2 separate regions of the Homo sapiens genome follow, and region 2 is linked to region 1. The links are chromatin contacts, found by Hi-C or POLR2A ChIA-PET in ENCODE. All regions are on one chromosome and are shown on one strand. The core of a region is the stretch at or near the end of the contact, and the rest is flanking DNA. Distances in the headings are between cores, read along the strand shown.

Evidence for each region. A loop is a pair of places that touch in the nucleus more often than their neighbours do. ChIA-PET counts read pairs that join two places held with the same protein, here RNA polymerase II (POLR2A). Pooled maps may share reads with other maps.
Region 2: a loop to region 1 is called in a pooled map, with 2.8 times the contacts of the local background. The contact joins two enhancer-like sites. A Hi-C loop is called at or near these places in 1 of 168 maps with a recorded cell type or tissue (HepG2) and 2 of 50 pooled maps. POLR2A ChIA-PET finds 5 or more read pairs at or near these places in 1 of 52 experiments (H1).

What each region holds. Positions count from the first base shown.
Region 1 is chr21:42,854,351-42,861,315 of GRCh38, forward strand. It overlaps WDR4 (WDR4 tRNA N7-guanosine methyltransferase non-catalytic subunit), which reads right to left. Exons shown (of 11, transcript NM_018669.6): 6 at 5,312-5,372; 7 at 1,332-1,430; 8 at 212-276. Among named protein-coding and RNA genes, the nearest start is that of WDR4, 22 kb to the right of the region's middle. RefSeq lists an enhancer at 5,811-6,369. Within about 2 kb of position 1,335, at least 2 of the 41 ENCODE cell types and tissues checked have a DNase peak (open chromatin) inside an H3K27ac peak, as active enhancers do.
Region 2 is chr21:43,024,387-43,031,022 of GRCh38, forward strand. PKNOX1 (PBX/knotted 1 homeobox 1) reads left to right here. Exons shown (of 11, transcript NM_004571.5): 9 at 485-561; 10 at 4,316-4,488; 11 at 5,504-6,636. The coding sequence ends at 5,715. Among named protein-coding and RNA genes, the nearest start is that of CBS, 48 kb to the right of the region's middle. Within about 2 kb of position 1,490, at least 3 of the 41 ENCODE cell types and tissues checked have a DNase peak (open chromatin) inside an H3K27ac peak, as active enhancers do.

The DNA of each region.
Region 1 (6,965 bases), core at 85-2,584:
AACGTCAGGTTGAAGAGCGCTGGCTGAGAGGAGCCCTCACCCTCATGCAGCAGCAGTCATCAAAAGTGACATTCTCAGAGGGAGGTGCTAGACCAATACCACCACCGTTCAGGACCTCTTCATTGAGGACGTGGGCCAGTGGCCAACCCGCTAACTCTTCCCCCTGCAGGTCTGCAGAACCGGAGGCCATAGAGGTGCCGCCGCAGCTTACCCGTCGCACAGGAGCGCCACGCAGTTCTCCTGGCACCAGAATGCAATCCTGGACGCGGCAAACTTCTAAAAGGAGAAGAAGCCCATTAACTTCACGCCACCTGCAGGGGCCCGACGCCGGGCGCTCTGATCCAACAAGAGCAAGACCGAAGGACGCTCACGCCCCCACATATCAAGGAAGAGGAAACAGCACTGGAACATTCTGGAATCAGTGGGGAAAGGAGGGTAGCTGATTCCCTGTTTCCCAAGCAGATGACAAAAGCCCCCCAGTGGTTCTGGCACTCCCTGCAGGGCCTGCGACAGCCTCCAAAGCCAACAAGATAGGTCAGACAGTGAGGAGAAGAGGGAGCGGAGGACACAGGGGAAAGGAAGAGATGAGAGCTACACATACAACTGCCCTGTGAGCTCCCACAGTTCCTGGCAGAGGAAATATTAAAAATGAAGAAGAGGCCGTGCACAGTGGCTCACGCCTTTAATCCCAGCTACTCAGGAGCCTGAGGCGGAGGTTGCTGTGAGTCGAGATAGCACCACTGCACTCCAGCCTGGGCAAGAGTGGGACTCCATCTCAAAAAAAAAAAAAAAATTTTTTTTAAATGAAGGAAACTTCCAGGAACCTGAGTCCACGTGAAGCATGAAGGAAAAGGCCTGGTCCTCTCTTACACAGCTGCCTGGCAGGGGGCAGAGGCCACACCACACAGTTCTCTAGGAAATGGAACAGACCGTTTGGCGGGAAACTTTGCCAAGGCCTGGGCTTTCAGGGTGTCATGAGATTGCTCCAAGCTGGCCGGAGAATGCTGGAGTGGGCCTGGCCCCACCCCTGCCCCACCTGGCTGGCAGACCCACAAAGGTGCATGCTCAAGCACCTCCATTCCTTCCACTTCAGAGCAGGATTAGAGGCCTTCCTGTACATTAACTGTTTGCATGCAACAGGGAGACAAATTATTTCCCACTGACATGACGAGCCACCTTCAGAATTTGAAATACGAGATTTCCCTCACACAGGAGGAAGTCTGGCATTGAGAGCAAACGTTTCCAACGGCGAAGTGACTTTTCCACTCAAGTCAGGCGACTGCCGGTGTCTACAAGCACTCAGTCGCCCAGGAGTGAACAGAAGCAGCTACCTGGGGGGCCTGGGGGTCCACCAGCTCCTGCAGACTGGCCAGGTGACAGCAGTGCAGCTGGCGGCCGCTCCTGTACTCCCAGAGCCTCAGGGTGCCGTCCTGCACAAACCAAACACACAGGTTAGCACATGGTTGTGGGGCTTCCGTCAGGTAGGGTGACAGAGAGGACAGCTGCGTGTGGTCGGGGTTCCACTCCGTGACAGCCATGCCACCCACCCTCAGGAATTAAAGGCTCTCTGCTCTGACTGTGTAAATCGCTCATGCAAATCATCAAGGACAACGGTGGGGAACGGAAGGTGACCGATTCCCTGTTTCTCGAGTGCCAATATGCCCAGGCAGATGACAAAGCCAATGAGGCAGATCCTAGCAAAATAAGCCAAGGCCGCTAGATGGCCAGGTTGTCATCCGCCAGGAGGCCAGACCACATCTGCTGTGCCCGGGCCGGGCATAGACACGGGCATGCACACAGGTCTGCGCAGACACTTCAGCAATCATGCATTCCCACGGGGAGACACGTGTGGGCTCATGAGCTCGTGGCCACTGCTCCACTTCACTAAGAATGACAGGAAGGACATGGCCATCAGCAACCGTCCCACGACAACTGGTACAACCCTTCAGGAAGCCGACACAGGAACCAAGAGGCTCCACGCTCTAAAACCATCATCAATGGAAAAAAGCGTTTCTCTTTTTTTTCTTGGTTTTATCTGTTGTTATTTTTTTGTTGTTTAATTGAAATGGGGTCTATTCCACACTGCCCACTGCACTGCAGTGGCTATTCACAGGCTTGCTCCTGGCTCACTGCAGCCTCTGACTCCCAGGCCCAGGCAATCCTCCCGCCTCAGCCTCCGAGTAGCTGGGACTACAGGCATGAGCCACCATACCTGGCTTAAAAAAAATTCATTACAGCACTAATTCAGTGGAGAGAAATAAATCAATACTCATTAAATCTAATGAGAGAGTGTCTGTGCACTATTTGTAAGTATTTTTAAATGACTAAATGAAAAAGATGAAAAGTAAATACCCCAAACAGCTAACAGTAGATGCATATCCTCTGGGTGCCGAGGTAAGAGTGGATGTATGAATGCACACACACACGCATGCACATACACACGCACACACACACACCTTTCTACAAATGTGGCAGATAAACATGGAGACCAACACACACATCTACAGGCATTTCACTCACCCCCAAACCTCTCTACGAAGACAAGAAAAAGATGTTTAATAACCATGAACCCACTAAGACAAAGACAACAGGCAAGAAGAGAAGGCAGCCGCGGAGAGACAGCAAGGAAACCTGGGGGCTGGAGGCCAGGGAACAAATGCACCAGCCACAGAGAAGCCCGAGAGGTGCCAGGACCTGCCAAAGACCAAACCGGGCCAGGCAGCCTGAAGACCAAGGTGGTGAGGGGAGCTGTCAAATGTCTTTACAAAGAGAAACGGGACCTCCCTGATGCATCCTCAGCCCCAAACTCCAGGCCAGCAGAAGGCTCTGGGGAAACGGAGCCGAGGGGCCCCTGTCTCGGGGATGCCAAATACTCACTGAGAAGAGAGTCACCTAGCCCCTTCGCACTCACCTCCCAGAGCCCCAGGGGACAGACCTGGGCAAGAGTGAAGGCCGGGACACTGACCACCCAGAAGAGACCGACTGACCCACACGTTCTACGGAGTCCACAGGCAAGGGGCTGCTGCCCACAGACACCTGCTCTGAAGCCCCTCGGGCCCCACCCTGGGTGCACACACCCAGCCTCTGAGGCCGGCTGGTGCTGACTCCCATCACACACAGGCAGATGGCATCGCCAGACATCCGAGGAAAACCTCCAATGAGAAAGGCAGACAACACACTCCAGAGAAGGCAATCAAACACAAGGCCAGGAAGAAATTGAAGAAAGAAAAGTCCACGCTCATCTCAGTGAGATAAGAGACACGTGCACTATCCGAGAATGGGTGGCTGCAAAAAAGAACGTGCCGAGGGCAAGAAAGAACTAAAGATTCAAAATAATCCTAATAAAACTCAAGTCTCCACAGAAGGCTGGAAAGTAAAGTTGAGGCAATCTCCCAAGAAGTAAGACTATTCCTAAAGGAGTAGAAATACGAGATTGAACAGGAAAGAAAAAAAAACAGAGAATTATGGCCCAGCATGGTGGCTCTCGCCTATAATCCCAGTGGGCGGAAGTGGGTGGATCGCTTGAGGTCAAAAGTTTGAGACCAGCCTGGCCAAGCTGGCAAAACCCCATCACTACAAAAGTATAAAAAATTAGCGGGGCATGGTGGTGTGTGCCTGTAATACTAGCTACTCGGGAGGCCTGAGGTGGGAGGATTGCTTGAGCCCGGGAGGCAGAGGCTGCAGTGAACCGAGATCACGCCACTGCACTCCAGACTGGGAGACAGAGCAAGACTCTGTCTCAAAAAAAATAAGAATCAGAGCATTAAAGTGGTTCAACTAACACAAGCTTTAGAAAAAGTGAGCAAGAGGCAGGGGTAGAGAACAGAAGGTAATCATGTAAGAAAATGCCCCAGGTCGGAGGACACTGAAAATCACTGGCTGTGTGGCCAACTCCCCTCTGGGGCCCACCAAGTCACCTCAGTGGCTTTCACATCGCACACTGGAGCAGAGAAAGTCCTCCAGGCAGAAGGAGAGCCCAGCTGTCACCCCACGGACCCACGGCAGACAGCTGCAGGTTTCTACAGGAAGCGCGCGGGAAAACCCACAGGAGCAACCAGCTGGAGAGCACACTGTGCAAGGCCTCCCAAGCTCCGAGGGAAACCGTTTCAACCAGGACTTCTACGCCAAACTAACAACCAGGCCTCAAAGGAGATTAAAGGTATTTCCAGAAAAGCAAAGTCAGAAAACACTGACCCTCCTCGCGCCTTTTGGCAGCTACCAGATGACGTGTTCCACTCAAACAAAGCAGTAAGCCATGAGGGACAGATGGGGCCTGGGGAGGCTTCTCTGCCCGTGGAAGATTTTCCTCATATTATGAAAAAGACTGGAAGGTGCACAACAAACCGCTGACGAAGCCTGACCCTGACCCTGACCCTCTGGAGATTATGGCCACACTTTTCTTCTTCTCTCAGGTCGCGTGGCTGTGTGTTAATTTGAAGAGCAGGAACAGGAGGCTGTGAATGAAGCCCAATCAGAGAAGAAACATAGAAGCGGCCAGAAGGTCCATCAGCCATCCTGCCACACCACACAAAGGACCAACACAGACAACACAGGGAAGGACAGCGAAGAGGAAGGTGGTGGTGTGCGGGCAACAATTCCGCAAGAGGACAGAATCAGACCCTGTGAGGAATCCAAGGCCCTCACTTTGGCAAAATCACTAACAATCCTTCTAACACATTCCTTAGAGAAAACACGTCTCTCATCACTAAACTGTAAGGCTTCCAGGACCCAATTGCTGGGACACAGAAGCTGTACCCAACAAGCAAAAATGCACTGTGGTAACCCGGGTGCGGGCGCTCGAGCCTGTGGTCCCAGCTACTTGGGAGGCCAAGGAGGCAGATCGCTTGAGCCCAGGAGTTTGAAACCAGCCTGAAAAATGTAGCAACACCCCATCTTAAAAAAAAAGAAAGAAAGAAAAAAAGGAAAGAAAAGGAAAAAAAATGCAGCCCGTAATGGGATGGACTGAGACCCCTCCAAGAGTCAGAGAAGCCCCCGTCTACTGTTTCTACCTGAGATCCTGATCCCCGATACCATCGTAGATGCAGCAGCCGCCCTCAGAAGGGAGCCTTCCACACACCCGTGCTAGTTCATCCCACAGGCGAACACACACGCACCTACGCACACCCCACACGCAGTCCTGAGTGAGCGGCCGCAGGCGGGGAGCGAGCCGCAGGCAGCTCTAAGATCTAGTGGACAGCCACAGCCAGCCAGGGGCCAGCGATCCACAGGGGCCAGGTCCAGGAGGCGCCCACCCCACCCTCCCTGCAGGCTCAAGAATCCAGAGGTGAGTGACGCTGGGCAGAACACTTACCCCAGAGGAGGACAGAAGCAGCCCGGGCTGAGTTGGCACCACGGAGATACGGCTCACAAACCTGTGAGGGCGAGAGAGAGCGGCAGAGTCAGCGAGCCCAGCGCCCGCAGGGACCGGGAGGCCTGGGGAGGCCGCCTGTTCATCTAAGGAAGAGAAGCCTCTGCCCTAAACCCCCTGATCCAATAAAAACAGCCAACATGGGAAGTAGCTGTTAACCCTAACCTGGTTAGGGTTAACCAGGTGGAGGCCCCTGGACGCAGTCGGGGAGGTGAGTGAGGTCATTCCTGGGTCCCCAACAGCACAGCAACCTCTAACCCAGGCCGCTCCTCAGCCATGCCTGCCAGAGACCCAAGCGCCTCTGTGCCCCTCTGCAGCCCCCTCTGCAGCAGCTCTGCTCAGCGGCACCTCTACAGGCCCCCCAGCACCCACCCTGGCCCAAGGCACCTGCACTGTGATGAAAGGAGCCTTGGGGGAGACTCAAAGACACGGGGGAGACTCAAAGACACAGCACACAGGGAGGAGGGTGGAGGGAGGAGGGCAGCCAAGCCCACAGGTTCCTATCAGGGTCCTGACGGCCCCTCAGCAACAACTCTGAGTGACCTGGCCAGACAGCTGTCTCTGCTGAGCCCGGCCCAGTCCTCCTGTGAGGGGTTGGCCTGCAAGCACAGGACTCAAAGTCACAGGGACCCTCCCATCAGAACAGCCATGAAGAATAACCCAAGCAGCCCAGCTCGCCTGGAAACCCATCTTGGCTCGGGCACCTACAAGGGTGACAAGGCCCCTTTTCTTCCCACTCTAACACAGTGGCCTCAAGCAATCCCTCATGCACGGGGTTCCCGGGGACCCTGGAATGGGGTGGCCCGTGAGCCTCACTCCATCTCCACCAGTCATGGCCTCTGCTACCTTGGGCTAGCCATCGCGTGAGCCGGGCCCGGTCCCGCAGCCACCGCCCTGCACGGCACCACAGCACCAACAGCAGCCCACAGCCCAGGACAGATAGGGCACAGGACGCCCCGTGCAGAGGGCACGAGTGGCCTCACAGTTCTCAACGGTTTGAAAGGCCGGGAAACCAGTTTCCAGGGGTCTGAAACAAAATCTCAAAACATAATTCGTCCAATCACTGCAGTTATCTACTGAGCACCTACTCATGCCAGGCACCACGCTGAGGGCTGCACACACCAACAGGCCCAACAGACCCACAGAACCACTCAGACGCAGCGGGAGACGGCCAGTGAACCAACTGATACTGCAATGTCAGCAAAGGGCACAGAACAGCACATCCAGCAGAAACACACCTCCAGCCACACACAGGGGCCACGGGGCTTTGTTTTCAATTTGCCAGCCACTATGTTGAAAAGTAAACGGGCAGGCCGGGCACGGTGGCTCACGCCTGTAATCCCAGCACTGTGGGAGGCCGAGGCGGGCGAATCATGAGGTCAGGAGATCAAGACCAGCCTGGCCAACATAGTGAACCCTCGTCTCTACTAAAAATACAAAAAAAAATTAGCCGGGCGTGGTGGCAGGGGCCTGTAGTCCCAGCTACTTGGGAGGCTGAGGCAGGAGAATCGCTTGAACCTGGAAGGCAGAGGTTGCAGTGAGCCAAGATCACGCCACTGCACTCCAGCCTGGGCGACACAGCTAAGAAAGAGAAAAG
Region 2 (6,636 bases), core at 240-2,739, 170 kb after region 1:
TCAGTGAATTATTATAGAATGGACCAAGGTAATTGAAATGTGCTGTGTATTGCTTGTGGCAGAGGCTCCCGGGCCAGAACGCATCCACCCATCCTCTTTATATGGATGTAGTTTATTGTTCATAAGTTAAAGTTCAATAAAGTTGATAAAGAATCTATAGATTGTATCAAGCCTGGTGTAGACTCACCGCTGGACTGCATAGCTGCTCCTCATGATGTCGCTGCTGTTATCGTCACCGCTGAACCGTTAAACGTGGGGGGCGGTCTGCCTTGGCCTATGCACTAACCAGCCACTGCAGCACTAGGACATTCCTGGGACGAGGAGAAACACTTTGTTCGTGAGACTACAGTTAGGTTTTGGCTAGAAGCACTGTTGACGTGACCATTATTTTCTAATGATTATGTAATGCTCACATTTTGCCTAAATCGTCTTGATTTCCTTTGTAAACTCGAAGGCCATGGTAACCTTCTTTTTTTATTTTCAGCATCCCTACCCAACAGAGGATGAGAAAAAACAGATTGCTGCTCAGACAAATTTGACACTACTCCAAGTCAACAACTGGTAAGGTGCCCTGCTTCCTGAAATCATGCTGTCAGCACGGTAGAGCACTTGGAAACCCTGGCACCAATACATGGTGAAATCTTGCTGAAAATAGGAGGTCTCTCTTTTTCTTTTTTCCCAACTGAGACGGGGTCTTGCTGTGTTGCCCAGGCTGGTCTCGAACTCCTGGCCTCAAGTGATCCTCCCACCTCAGCTTCTCAAAGTATTGGGATCATGGGTGTGAGTCACTGCACCCGACTAAAAATATGAGTTCTTTTAATGGGCAATGGGAGCAGGAGACTTAGGAATAAACCAGGTTCAACCTAAGTTTTCATATCAATACCTCATTATGGACTGCATCCTGCCTGCCTCTTTAGAGCTGTTTCTCTAGGGTGCTACTGTCCCCAAGCCCCACATTCATACAAAACTGTGATGTGTTGTTAGTGGATGAGCCTCTGGATGGTGGGAGGCCAAGAGTGAGAGGTCCTGCCCCATGAGGGGACCCTCTGCCACTCTTTCTTGTGGGGGTCCTGCTCCACAGAAGAGTCTGGGAGCCATTCCTAGCAAAGAAACACCCAGGAGGACATTTCATAAAACGTCCCCTTCTAGTCCTGCTGTCAAACATTGCTGTGGACACTTAGACTCTGGCCAGATGTATTTTCTTCAGTAAGGGCTTGTGCGTGTTCCTAGGTGGCACTGAAGTGGGGGGTGGTCTTCCATTTTGGTTATTAGTCACTTGTCACATTTTTTAAATTTACTTATTCAGATGTAGGAAACAGTTTCAGCTTAATAAAACTGGCATGCATAAAAGAAGAAAGCACAAATTCTTCCAGTTGTAAACATTATTATCTTTATCTTAGCTGTGCTAAAATGTGAACTTGTTGAAGTTCCAGCAAGAAAGTCTTTGTCTTTGTGCAGTCGTGTGTGCGGGAGGTATGCTTCGGGGTTGCATAAGTACTTCCATGATCCTGCATTCTTGCCATTCTTTTAGATGTGGGTAGTCACAACAGACTATACTATTTGCGTTATTTCCTGTTAAATCTTTTAAATAGAATATTAACAAAAATTTAAAGATTCTGAGTATGTTGTTGCTGCAGTGGTTGTTATATTCTGCTCATGTGCTTGTTTTCCTGGAGCTATGTGGAAACCACATACTTTGGTTGGGGCACACCTGTGGTGGGTGGGCTGAAGTGGGAGGGATGCGTCTCTGGATGTGCTGGTGCCCCGTCACTGCTCAGCACCCTCCTGCTTTTCTGCATTCATGATTTCCTGGTGTTCCCTGACTTGCTACTATGTTACATTAACGAATTGTCTTATCTAGGTTTAGTATCAACTTTTAATTTTTAGTAATAATAACAGTTTAATAATATAACTTAAAAATTCCAAATTTCTGAAATCTTTAATATTTGTAGCTACTTTTACTTTTTGTGACTTTCTTTTCTTTTGTATTTACAAACATTACATCTTGGAGTGAGATACACACACCCATCATTAGTTCATGCCTCTGCTGGTAGCAGCTTTGAATAAGAATGATTTAAAAACACATTACAGGCCAGGCGCGGTGGCTCACACCTGTAATCCCAGCACTTTGGGAGGCCGAGGTGGGCAGATCACGAGGTCAGGAGTTCAATACCAGCCTGACCAACATGGTGAAATCCTGTCTCTACTAAAAATAGAAAAATTAGCTGCGTGTGGTGGTGCACACCTGTAATCCCAGCTACTGAGGAGGCTAAGGCAGTAGAATGGCTTGAACTCGGGAGGTGGAGGTTGCAGTGAGCCCAGATCGCACCATTGCACTCCAGCCTGGGCGACAGGGTGAGACTCAGTCTCAAAAAAAAAGAAAACAACCAACACATTACAGTAGCAGTGGGGCCTTCCCTCCCAGGTCTCGCTGGGGTTGTGGGTGGCCATGGAGCTTGTGCTGCAGGGATCACCAGGTTCCTCTAAATGAAGCATGGCGGGATCCGATCTGCTTCATTATTATTAGACTGTGTGCTAATATAATTGTAGATATTTTTAAATCTTGGACTTTTAAAATTAAGCAACCTTAGAGCTGATCCAGTTCTAGTGTTGTTGTTTTGCAGAGGGGGGCATTAAAAAAAGAAAGAAGTTGTCACAGTGACAAACCAGAGTAGAATCTGAGTCTAAAAGTAATGCTTTTGTTTCCCTGATATCGTGAACATGGCTACTCAGCTATCCAGATAGAGAAGTCTGGCTTTTAATAGATGAGCAATGTGTGACTCTAGCAAGAGGTCAACTACTTTATCATTCATGTTACTGAAAAAAGAAGACAGAAACGAGGCCTTAAGCATGGTTGGTATTGCTGCTTTTGCGTTAGGTTGGGGTAATGCATGAATCTGGACGGGTTCTGGTTTGATAGGCGCTTTCACGGGACAGATGTTGTTTTTCTTTCCGTTTCTTTCCATTTCAGCTCTTTTTGTAGCAAAGTGGCCCAGTCAGTGGCATAGGGTGGTGGGTGCAGCAGAACGCATGTCTGGTTTGCTATCTTTGTCCTCTAGTCACTGCAGGAGGAAAAGCTGGCCTAGGGATTTGAGTCTCCTTGCACTTTCTCACATTTAAAGGCAACAGCTCATAGCATAAGAATGGGAACTGAAGACAGCAGCCTTTAATCTTAATGTATTTTGAGATTGCTATCATACTCATTTGATATGAAACAATGTCCAGCCTGCCTTGCCAACCTGTGACTGTTGGGCCAGGTGCAGTGGCTCACATCTGTAATCCCAGCACTTTCGGAGACCAAGGCAGGCAGATCACAAGGTGAAGAGATCGAGACCATCTTGGCCAACATGGTGTAACCCCGTTTACTAAAAATACAAAAATGAGCTGGGCGAGGTGGTGGGCGCCTATAGTCCCACCTACTCAGGAGGCTGAGGCAGCAGAATCGCTTAAACCCAGGAGGCGGAGGTTGCGGTGAGCTGAGATCGTGCCACTGCACTCCAGCCTGTGCGACAGGGCGAGACTCCATCTCAAAAATACAGAAACAATGTCCAGCCTGCCCTGCCAGCCTGTGATTGTTGCTGCTCTCGTTCTCTGTGGAGTCTTATCACAGGCGTGAGTGCCTGGTCTGACAGAGTCGCCAGCGTCTGTCGGGGATTTCATCACTGCTGGTGCCTACGTGCTGTGCTGGCCACATGTCTAGGACCACTGGAGGACTTACGCCTCCAGTCATCTAAGAAACAGCTCATCATTGGGAATGGTTTTTGAAAAGATGCAGCTCTTGCCTTAGATCGTGCTTTGTGGTGAAACAAGAGGAGGTGGCAGTCCCATTCTCTGATGGCTCAGACACGTTGCCACCCAGAGGCTCGGCCCCGTTGGTGATCTGGTGACGTCCAGACGAGTGCAGACTGCCCGATCGTCTCAGGCATGATGGCACTACAGAAAGTCTTGCTTCTTTAACATTTTTCTTCCTTAGGGAAAACAGTGTCAGATTCACAAATTCAACAGTATCATCTATGTCGTTATGAGTATCTAGTTCACAAACATGCCCTAAAGGAGTTGAGACAAAAAAAAAAATGCCATGGACGAGTTGGTGCTTATTTGCATGATTTTTAAAACAACAGGCTCTGTGTTTCTGGGCATTTAGAGAATTCAGAAGAGCTGTTGAGTCCTCTTAAGTAGTTACTATAGTGGAGAACTTGAGTCATTCTTTGTAGCGTGCTTCGTAGAGCAGCGTGTTTGTTAGAAGGATTTGTTAATCCTGTATAGGGTCTTTACGAAGGCTGTTTTCATGGAAGCTTCTCTTTGTTGACTCCAGGTTCATCAATGCCAGAAGACGAATTCTTCAGCCAATGTTGGATTCAAGTTGTTCAGAGACCCCCAAAACAAAGAAAAAAACTGCTCAGAACCGGCCAGTTCAGAGGTTTTGGCCTGATTCTATTGCATCAGGAGTCGCACAGCCACCGCCGAGCGAGCTCACCATGTCGGAAGGTACAGGTGGCCGGCCAAGGCCAGACATGGTGGACCATGGGGTGGGGATTATGAACAAGAGGCCTGGATCAGGCCTGTTAGCTGTGAGCCTCAGGTAATGTGGTGAACGAGAGTGCGTGGTTCTCTTTCTCTGCAACTAAAACATGAGGAAGCTGCATTCTGCGTGCACGGGAGCTCTCAGTAAGAGTTAGGAGCACCAGTAGTAGAGAATGTAAAACACGTGATAGAGATATGAAATCATTAATTCTGTCTCAAAGACACAGTCATGCCCATGGATCTTCTCCTTTGCTTCTGTGTTTGCTCTCCTTTTCCCTCCGACGCCGGGTGTGGAGGAGGGACTTACCCCGTTCTCACCACGTGGCTTCTTTCTCTTCATCCCCCATGCCCTTCTCTTGTTTTTGCTTGTTCCCTGTGGCCTCTGCTCTCCATCCCCTGACGTAGGCAGCCATTCTGATGTGTTTTATAGGCATCTTTCTGTTCGCATGAGGTCTTCATATTTTGGATGGTTTTGTGTGCATGTGTTTTTATTTTTTTTTATTTGTTTGCTTTGTTTTTTTTTTTTTTTTTTTTTGAGACAGAGTCTCACTCTGTTGCCCAGGCTGGAGTGCAATGGCGCAATCTCGGCTCACTGAAACCTCTGCCTACCAGGTTCCCGCCATTCTCCTGCCTCAGCCTCCCGAGTAGCTCGGAGTAGCTACAGGTGCCTGCCACCACGCCCGGCTAATTTTTTGTATTTTTAGTAGAGACGGGGTTTCACCGTGTTCACCAGGATGGTCTTGATCTCCTGACCTCGTTATCCGCCTGCCTCAGCCTCCCAAAGTGCTGGGATTACAGGCATGAGCTACCGCGCCCGGCCCAGAAACAGTTTCTTAAATCCCTGTTGAACATTCCCTAAACATATATAGGTGTTTTATTTTAACTTTAGGTCAAACGAGCAAACAGCACCCAATTGAGTAATAAAGTGTTTTTCTGTGAGTACTAATTTAAATAATGACACACCTTCATCCTGCCGCAGGAGCTGTTGTCACCATCACCACGCCCGTGAACATGAACGTGGACAGCCTTCAGTCTCTGTCCTCGGACGGGGCCACCCTGGCGGTGCAGCAGGTCATGATGGCAGGGCAGAGCGAGGACGAGTCTGTGGACAGCACAGAGGAGGATGCGGGTGCCCTGGCCCCTGCCCACATCAGCGGGCTGGTCTTGGAGAACAGTGACTCCCTGCAGTAGGGGCAGGAGCAGACGCACCTGACTTTTTGGAGTTTGCACAGCAAACATTTTACACAGTTTTATTTCTAATATGTTTTATATGTAGATATAGAAGAGTGCACTTTTGTATTTCATAGTAAGCTTAAAGCGCGTCTTTGCCGGTGCAGCGACTTCTTTCAAGTGTGTGTGTGTGTGTGTGTGTGTGTGTGTGTGCGTGTGTGCGTGTGTGTGGATTTTTAAAGAAATTCTTTAAAGGTTTAACGCTAGATTGTGAGGAATGACACACCACTCCCTCCCCACCTTGAATCCCTAATTAGATTAAGGAATAGCGCTGCCATTTTCTAAACCGTGATGCGGTTGTCACTTAGTTCTGTGGTTCCAGCAGATCTCAGTGGGCTGGTTGATTTGTGTGGCCCATGGATTTGAAAGAAGCTGCTGCACCCGAAACTGCCAGTGTGCGGTGACAACGGCACACGCCTAGACTGAGTGTGGTTTCGTCGTGAGTGGATGGACGGCAAGCTTAGCAAGCCTAAGTCCCCTCATGTTCAGTGAGCCTGTTTCATTTGCTATATAGAAAAAGAAACTCCTATTTTTACCTTGCTGGAATTATTGGATAAAAAAGCTATTTTTATAAATTCGTTATGAATTGGATGATGACTATATTGAGGATAAAATTTCTAGAGAAGAAACAATACATGCTTGCTATTAATATTTCAATTTGGAATGTTCTGAATTGACCAAATTTAATGAACCTGCCCAAAGTTAGCTACCGTTCCATGGTTCTTTGCTCTCCCCGGGTAGTGATGAACATTTACTACTATAAAAGAAACAGCTATTTAATGAAATTTTGATATCTGCAAATTTTTGTTGATATGTAATGCTCAGATTGCATTTTACACTTGATCTAAACATATATCGAAAGATATCTGCTAAACAGGACTT